3 separate regions of the Mus musculus genome follow, and regions 1 and 2 are each linked to region 3. Evidence: chromatin loops called from intact Hi-C (ENCODE). Cell type or tissue: left cerebral cortex. All regions are shown on one strand. Region 1 overlaps Prkacb (protein kinase, cAMP dependent, catalytic, beta). Region 2 has its middle 25 kb from the start of Gm36521. Region 3 overlaps Uox (urate oxidase).

Region 1 (2,500 bases), 150 kb after region 3:
CTAATTCAGCTTGCCTGTTATCTTGCAAGCACCACATGAATTTTCTCATCATATTTCCTTATCATAATATTATGCTTCTTTTCTATTTTATTTTCAGCCCCTTTTTTCATCCCAGCCTTGTTCTTATTAAAAGATTCACTTTATTTATGAATGTGTATGCAAATGCCTATGTGTATGTGTGCATATACATGCACATAAGTGTGCTGGTGCCATGGATCTTTGGGAGTTGGAATTACAGACGATTGTATGCTGGCACTTGAATTCAGGTCCTTACGACTGAGCAGAAAAGGCTTATAACTGCTGAGCCATGTCTCCAGTCCCTTCAGGATTATTTCCTCTGTCTTATTTCATAGATTTTATGTTCACTCAAAACATTGAAGAATTAATTTAGATGCTATCTGTAGTTTTTTAAACACATATTTCTGAATATAAGTTCATTCTTTTCCTATTGAAGGCTGTGATTTTATCCTTTAATCATGTGTAACCCTTTTTATAGGCTCCACTTTCCTTTCTTTTCTTTTTTTGCTTATTTATCCACAAACAATGGGAAGGTTTTAAAATCTTTACACACGATCTAAAACAACATAGTGTATTTTTCTTTGGATCTCTCATTTTCTATATAGGTGCTATTAAAATTAAGTTCTGGATATTTTTCTCTGTATACGCATATGTATGTGTATTAATTAAATAATCCAGCAACTTTCAGAAATGTGGTTGTAGAGGTTGGGGAGATGTTCAGCAGTCAAGAGTCCTGGCTGCTCCTGCAGAGGACCCAGGCTCAGTTCTCAGCACCCACATGGAGGTTCACAAGCATCTGAAGCTCCATTTCCTGAGGGAGATCTGATGTCTGGTCGCTGTAGTCACATACATGCAAGCAGGCAAAACACTCAGACTCATTAACAACAACAAAGAAATGTGCAAGTGTCTAGGATCACAAGGAACTTGCTGGTATTGGTGCCAGCACAGCAAGGGAGAGCCCTGTTGTATCCAGAAAACAAAGGCCATCCTTTCAATTTGCCATGACCTAATGAATTCCTGGCTGTCCCAACAGGGCTAGGAGGAGCACAGAAGCAACAGGCAGTGTTGTCCTGCACTCATTTCCTCACAAGCTTCATCCCAGGAAATCAGTGAGGATGAAATGGTTGCTTCTCTTACTGGAAGGCAAGTAATCCAGAGCACAATCCGCTCTAGAACAGTCCTCATCGGACAGAGGTCCGTCCTCACTGGGGGCAAAAGCAGCGCTTTCAGTGTTCGGCTCATGTGTTCTCGGTCAGACAGAGGAGAGGGCGTGAACCAGCTGCTCACTCCTGCTTAGGTCCACACACTTCCGAGAACCATTACTTAGTGCTTTTTCTTCACACTGACGCTCAGTGAGCTGCACCAGGAAGCAGGCTCCCCGAGCAGCCTAGAATTTGTACATATCTGCAGTGTGTCACATGATGTTTCCATAAGTGGATGTCCTGTGTGATGTGCAAATCAGAGTGAGCGGATCTGTCTCCTCCTGCCTATTTTTGCAGTGAGATCATAAGAAATCTTCTTCCACTGAAACAACAGAATGCAAAATCATCCTCTCTAGTCACCCCACCGTGTACAGAAGACCCGCTCTTGCTCCCCTTATCAGCTGTAACAAAGGACCTGTTGACTGGTGTTTCTTCTCCACAGCTTGCTGGCTCCGGTTTTCCGAATAGGAATTGGTATGTGAACCAGGAGTGCACAGTAACTCAATGTGTCAGATGACTCAGCTCCATCTTACACAAACAGCACTGCAACCTGCTACATGCTGTGATGATAGAACACCAGGCACAGAGAAAATAATGAAATCACGTGGTCTCAGAAAGAAAAGTGGAGAAAGGTGTTTTAATTCCAGGCTCCTTCACCAGTGCCAGTGCTGGTCCTTGTCAAAGCTTAGCTCTTCCTTTGCCTCGGAAGGCAACAGCACCTATCGCTGTGCATGCTGTGCCATGTCGTCTAGTCGGAGGGCCGTATGGAACCCAGATGAATTTGGGGAGAACTCCTTTACAATGTTTTCACAAAACTTGCTTAACAAGAGAAAATCCTCACCAAATGAAAGCAACTTACAAGGGGGCAGCCAAGGCTCTTCTTCCATTTACAAGCAATCTTTCGATGCCAGAGAGGAAAGAGCAGATGAGAACAATTAAAGTCCTCAAGGGATAGCTTTCACTTAAGATCCAGAGACTCACAGGCAAATATATAATCCGCTTTTGTGCTTTGAAAGTATAGCAACATCACCTTCAGAGTTTGTAATGGAGATACTGAAAGCTATTATTGTTTGTGTGATTTCTACAAGGAATATAACTATGGGAGGTCATTACTCATACATGACGCACAGGTGGATCTCCCCTAACTTGCTAAGGAGCTTAATCTTTAGATTCCAGATTTGCAATTCCAGAATTGCAAGTTTCACACTGTATTAAGAAATGGACTTATTTCAATTTAAAACTCAGTATGAAAAGTCATCTGAAGAGGCAGAAACATGAAG
Region 2 (2,500 bases), 89 kb after region 3:
CCTGCCACACAGGTCTGTGTAACTAATGTGACACTGGAGGTGAGATGTGGGAGAGATTTATAGAGTTAATTTTTAGCTAAGGCTTGCATGGGTGCCAGTGGCTGGTAGGGATAGATGTGGTAGGGACAGGAGACAGCAATGAAGATGACATTTGAATTAGTTATATACCATGGTGTCATTATAACTCTCTGATTATAATGTTATAACAATGTGTGTTTGGGATCTCACAGTGTCTGAGAGTCATGAATCCATGATAGCCTCAACAACGTGGCTGGATATTATGGGCTTTGTGAGGCTTGGGGGGGGGGGACGGACACGGGACTGTGTTTGCTTATGCTGCTGTGAGCTGAAATATCCATCTCTTGTTACAAGAACCTCTCCATAGATTCCATCGCAAGGATGGAGGCAGGAAGAAAGGAAGAAGGGAGAAAGAGCAATCCCTTCAAGGAAACCCTTATTTCTGCCCTGGTATTTTTCACAAGTCTATATGGAGGGACCACACAAAGGGGTGAGCACTACTGATCAGTGAGCATCTTACAAGCAGGTACTTGTTGCTACCCTGTCGGCCTAACATGGGAGACAAGCAAGGATAAAGCCAGCTTGGGAGGGGAGGGCCAGAGCAAGTGACAACTCTTGTTACCCAAGGAACCTAGACATAATCTCTTTATAGACAGGGTGTCTTTCTGAGGCTTAGTCATGGGAATGAATGACTAAGAACACTGGAGTAATTCAGTAGGCAGGAAGTGGGCCTCAGTTCAAGTCAGTAATGTCAGGACAAATTCAGGGGATGGTATGGTGGCAAAGCAAGGAAAGGAGAGGCCCCAGGGAGCTGCTTTGAGAGGGATGGAGAACATTAAATGAACCCACAGTGCTGGTGTGTTGTGAATAAGGATTAAGATGTCTGATTCTAATATGCTGTATTTCTAGAACTTTCAGCTTCAAATTACTGATGAAGGGAGTCTAGACTAAGTTCAGGAAGGACACTGAGGGGGTCTGTTCGAAGGACCTGTGTCCTCTCATTTTGTGTTGTTGTTTTATGTTCCAATCTGTGCTGAATGATATTTTCTAGATAGCTTGTTTGTTTGTATTACTACCATCCCTGTAGCTACGTTCGCTACGTACCTCATGATGAGCACAGTTTCTTATAGTGTGAGCCCTAAGCCCGGAGGAGATCATGTAAATGAATGAGAGTCATGAAAAGGTTTAGAAACATGGAAAGGTTTGTGAACATGCAACGATCCAACGTTAGTTCATAAGAAATGTGGAATGAACCGGAGATGTTTCTGGCAGCGTGCACCTGTGTCATATATGTAGATTCCCAAGAGCCTTGCTGTTGACACACAAATGGACCTTCTATACATGTCAGGCAGTGCAGCACTAGCGAACAGCACATCTCGAACATCCCAGCTCAGACTGGAGACTATGTGTGAGAAGAACTGCAGTGTTTTTACTGGGCATGCCAAGTTCTCTGCTCGTATGGAAACAATGATTTAATTATGGACAACAACAACTTTTTAATATTCCCTACTGCCATTCTTTAGCTTGCATCAAATGAATCTGTCTTTGGATTGTATTGAGTTAGAGCGTTTGAGCTGCTGAGTTGGGTTGCATAAATAACTGTGAAATGAGTTCTGGCTTTGTAATAAGAAAGCATTTCCAATGATTTCTGAAATGTCCCTAAACATATGTTTGTCATCTTGTCCTGTCTATTTATGTGGAGCGGGGATTCTCAGCACTGACAATTATAAAACCAAAATATCAATTAATGCTGAACATTTTTAAAGACACTTCATGTCTTTCAGAGTCAAATATTCGGTCACAAGTCAAGCCTTTGCATGAGAATAAATAAGCAGATCGGTCTCTTCATCAGAATGTAGATTTGGTTTTGATTTAATAAGTGGCAAAATTATATGTCTACCAAAGAACTGTTTTCAAATAAATGTCTTTTCATTTAGTGTTAGTAAGTGTTTGGTTTATATACCTGGTTTAAAAGCTGATGGTGGCATGGTGGTATCTTGGGCACGCCGGAGCTATGATGAGAAATGTCTGAGAAGCCCGCTGCAGAGCAGTCTGTCCACTTTGTATCATGTACTGATTGCTTCGGATCCTGTTCAAACCCAACCAGAAATTCGATGTTCTCATCGCTCTACTGCCGACCAAGCAATGGGGAAAGGCACGCGGTTTCTACTTTACAGATGTGTAGATGAGCGGTGAGTGGTGAGAACTTGAACTCAGAGTTACTCTGTGAGTAACTGATGATCACAGTTCTCAGTTCCCCGTGTCCTTACTGGACAGCCACCTGTGGTAGCATCCTAGAATAACAGAGACACTTCCGTGGTGGATCTGTGTTTTACAAGCTGATTATGTATTAGAGAGAGAAATATACGAAACAGGAGCATATTCCTGAATCCAATCCTTCGGGGAAGAGTCAAATGGCCTTTTCCTGCTACACACACACACACACACACACACACATCCACATATTGGGAATGCTTAAATA
Region 3 (2,500 bases):
GGATATGGCAGTCTCTACATGGTCCATCCTTTCATCTCAGCTCCAAACTTTGTCTCTGTAACTCCTTCCAAGGGTGTTTTGTTCCCACTTCTAAGGAGGGGCATAGTGTTCACACTTCGGTCTTCATTCTTCTTGAGTTTCATGTGTTTAGGAAATTGTATCTTATATCTTGGGTATCCTAGGTTTTGGGCTAATATCCACTTATCAGTGAGTACATATTGTGTGAGTTCCTTTGTGAATGTGTTACCTCACTCAGGATGATGCCCTCCAGGTCCATCCATTTGGCTAGGAATTTCATAAATTCATTCTTTTTAATAGCTGAGTAGTACTCCATTGTGTAGATGTACCACATTAGCTCTTTGGTTCTTAAGAGAAGTTCTTGACTGACACAAGGTTCTAAAATCACCTTGCTCTGTGCCTAGTTGAGGTAAAGCCAAGTTAGTCCTCTGCCTGGTGGCATCATCTCTTTCACTCCCAGAATCGCACAGCCTGGACTTTGAAGGTCCCTGGAGGCACAGGATGGATCCACAGAGACAAACCTAATTCAGTGGTTCTCAACCTTCCTAAGGAATCTACCCTTCCATGCAGTTTGTCGTGTTGTGATGACCCAAACCACAAGATTATTTTTGTTCTTGCTTCATAACTGTAATTTTGCTACTCAGATGACTCCTAATGTAAATATCTGTGTTGTCCGATGGTCTTAGGTGACCCCTGTAAAAGGCTAAAAGGTTTGTTTGACCCTCCCCAGGAGTCGTGACCCACTGGTTGAGAACCTCTGACTTAGTCGATTTTTTTTGCCTCTATCCTTTACAAGTTTGCAGTTTGATAGTAGAATGATTTAATATGGTTTTAAAATATCCTCCTTTTAGCTATTTTCGTCCACTTTTTGGAGGCGTTAACTATGGAAGCAATTATCCTCTTCATGACTGTTCTTCCCCCCCACCTCAGCTCAGTGAAGCTTTTTTGTGCTTTTTTGACACCTGATGCGTAGGTAAGGCTCTGGGCTTGTTTCCTAGTAATTTGAAGTGAGTTTCTTTCCCCTCGAGAGCTAAACGGTAGATGCACGCTTCTCTGAGAGATCAACCACAGTCTGCCGAGTGTGTAGGAGGACACCAGGAGCTGAAGAGATTATACTCTAGTGATGTAAAATGTGAAAAACCTTCCTGTTGCACTAACCCTCGACCATGGAGGTGCTGAGGGAGGTGTGGTGCGGACTTCCGGGGCAAGGTCACAGGCTGATTGAGCGCTTTCATGTCATGGTACCCAGATGACACTGCTTCTGGTTGAATTACTTCTTTTGGATCTAAACTGGGATCTTTTTAGAGAGAGAGAGTGTGTGTGTGTGGTGGCATATTTTTAGTTGATGGCCCCATGCATTTGAAAGCCTCAGGTTTTTACCAGTGCTCAGCAGGCTGGGGCGCTGCCAACAGAGAAGATAAAATAAGCACTCTGATTTCATCCAGTCGGTCTGATGTGTGCCAAGGAGGAAAAAAAAAATGCTTTCAACATTCAAAGAGGATGGTTTTTGTTGGTTTTGTTCCGAGTGAGGAGGGCATCAGAGTAGTTGGCTTCCACTCGGACAAAACTGGCAGTAGTTGACTGTCCCTGGGAACAGAAGGCACTTACGCTGTGGGAATCCGGTGCCAAAGCACATTTGAAAGTGGAAGGCCTCTCTCCTGTTTCCAGCGTGCAGCGAGAGTGAATCATCTCAAGATGGCCAGCCAGGGTCGATATGTGTCACTCCAGGGCTGGAGGACCGCAGGATGAAGGCCTTTGGTTTCAGAGTCCGTTGAGCCTGTGGGGCACAGGAAGCATCCGACAGGTGGTTAGTGTGGCTGTGGGAAAGCCAGTTGCAGCAAGGTCACCCTGGAGACGTTCACAGTGCATCTTGGACACAGCGGCTATTCTATGAAACCCTCATGTGTGTTACCCTAGAAACACATCAACTCCAAAAAAACCAGGCATGGCTACCATCTCCATCCCAAAGATGAGAAAATCAAGATAGGAAGAGGGGAAGTGACTCCTCCAGAGGCACTGTTTCCATGGAAACGGAGAGTGCTGTGGTAGGAAGGGCATTGGGACTTGATCTGAGGGAACTCTGAATGCCAAAGCTGGGGATTCTAGGTACACAACACTACACAACAGTGTCTTGATGAGTAAGATTACGGGAGGAGCCAAAGCTTGGTGAGCAAAGTAGATGCTGGGGACCAAAGTCACATAGATGCACTGGAGAAGATGGAGACAGAGCCTTCAGCCTCTCTTCTCTTCACCTTCTCATTCGCCTTTGAGGGGTTCTATTTGTTTTAGTTCTGGTTTAGGGCTGTTTTCTGTTTCATTTGGAGGGGCGGGGGTTTTGTTTTCCAGAAGGAGATATCGGTGAAAGCATTTTAGATCCCATAACTTTGTGTGTAATGCAATGATTGGAGTTACTTTTTCCTAGCAACTCATAGGAAAATTGTCCTCTTAAAGATTTGCTTTTATCCTTTTAAAATCATGTTTC

Evidence for each region. Peaks named below come from ENCODE experiments on the same cell type or tissue, not always from the same donor. Only the 100,000 strongest peaks of a DNase experiment are listed, where the experiment ranks them.
Region 1: a loop joins it to region 3, with 5 times the contacts of the local background. A loop is called at or near these places in 4 of 42 quality-filtered maps.
Region 2: it touches region 3 in a loop (7-fold over the local background); 5 of 42 quality-filtered maps call a loop at or near these places.

What each region holds. Positions count from the first base shown.
Region 1 is chr3:146,765,386-146,767,885 of GRCm38, forward strand. The region is part of intron 1 of Prkacb (protein kinase, cAMP dependent, catalytic, beta); the gene reads right to left. Among named protein-coding and RNA genes, the nearest start is that of Prkacb, 46 kb to the right of the region's middle. In left cerebral cortex, no CTCF peak of the experiment used is centred here; DNase peaks (open chromatin) are centred at 1,087, 1,511 and 1,655; H3K4me3 peaks cover 1,484 bases; H3K27ac peaks cover 1,454 bases.
Region 2 is chr3:146,708,577-146,711,076 of GRCm38, forward strand. No RefSeq gene overlaps it. Among named protein-coding and RNA genes, the nearest start is that of Gm36521, 25 kb to the left of the region's middle. In left cerebral cortex, no CTCF peak of the experiment used is centred here; DNase peaks (open chromatin) are centred at 691, 1,271, 1,547 and 2,385; H3K27ac peaks cover 425 bases.
Region 3 is chr3:146,619,221-146,621,720 of GRCm38, forward strand. The region is part of intron 4 of Uox (urate oxidase); the gene reads left to right. Among named protein-coding and RNA genes, the nearest start is that of Dnase2b, 4.9 kb to the left of the region's middle. In left cerebral cortex, no CTCF peak of the experiment used is centred here; DNase peaks (open chromatin) are centred at 1,063, 1,454 and 2,064; H3K27ac peaks cover 2,145 bases.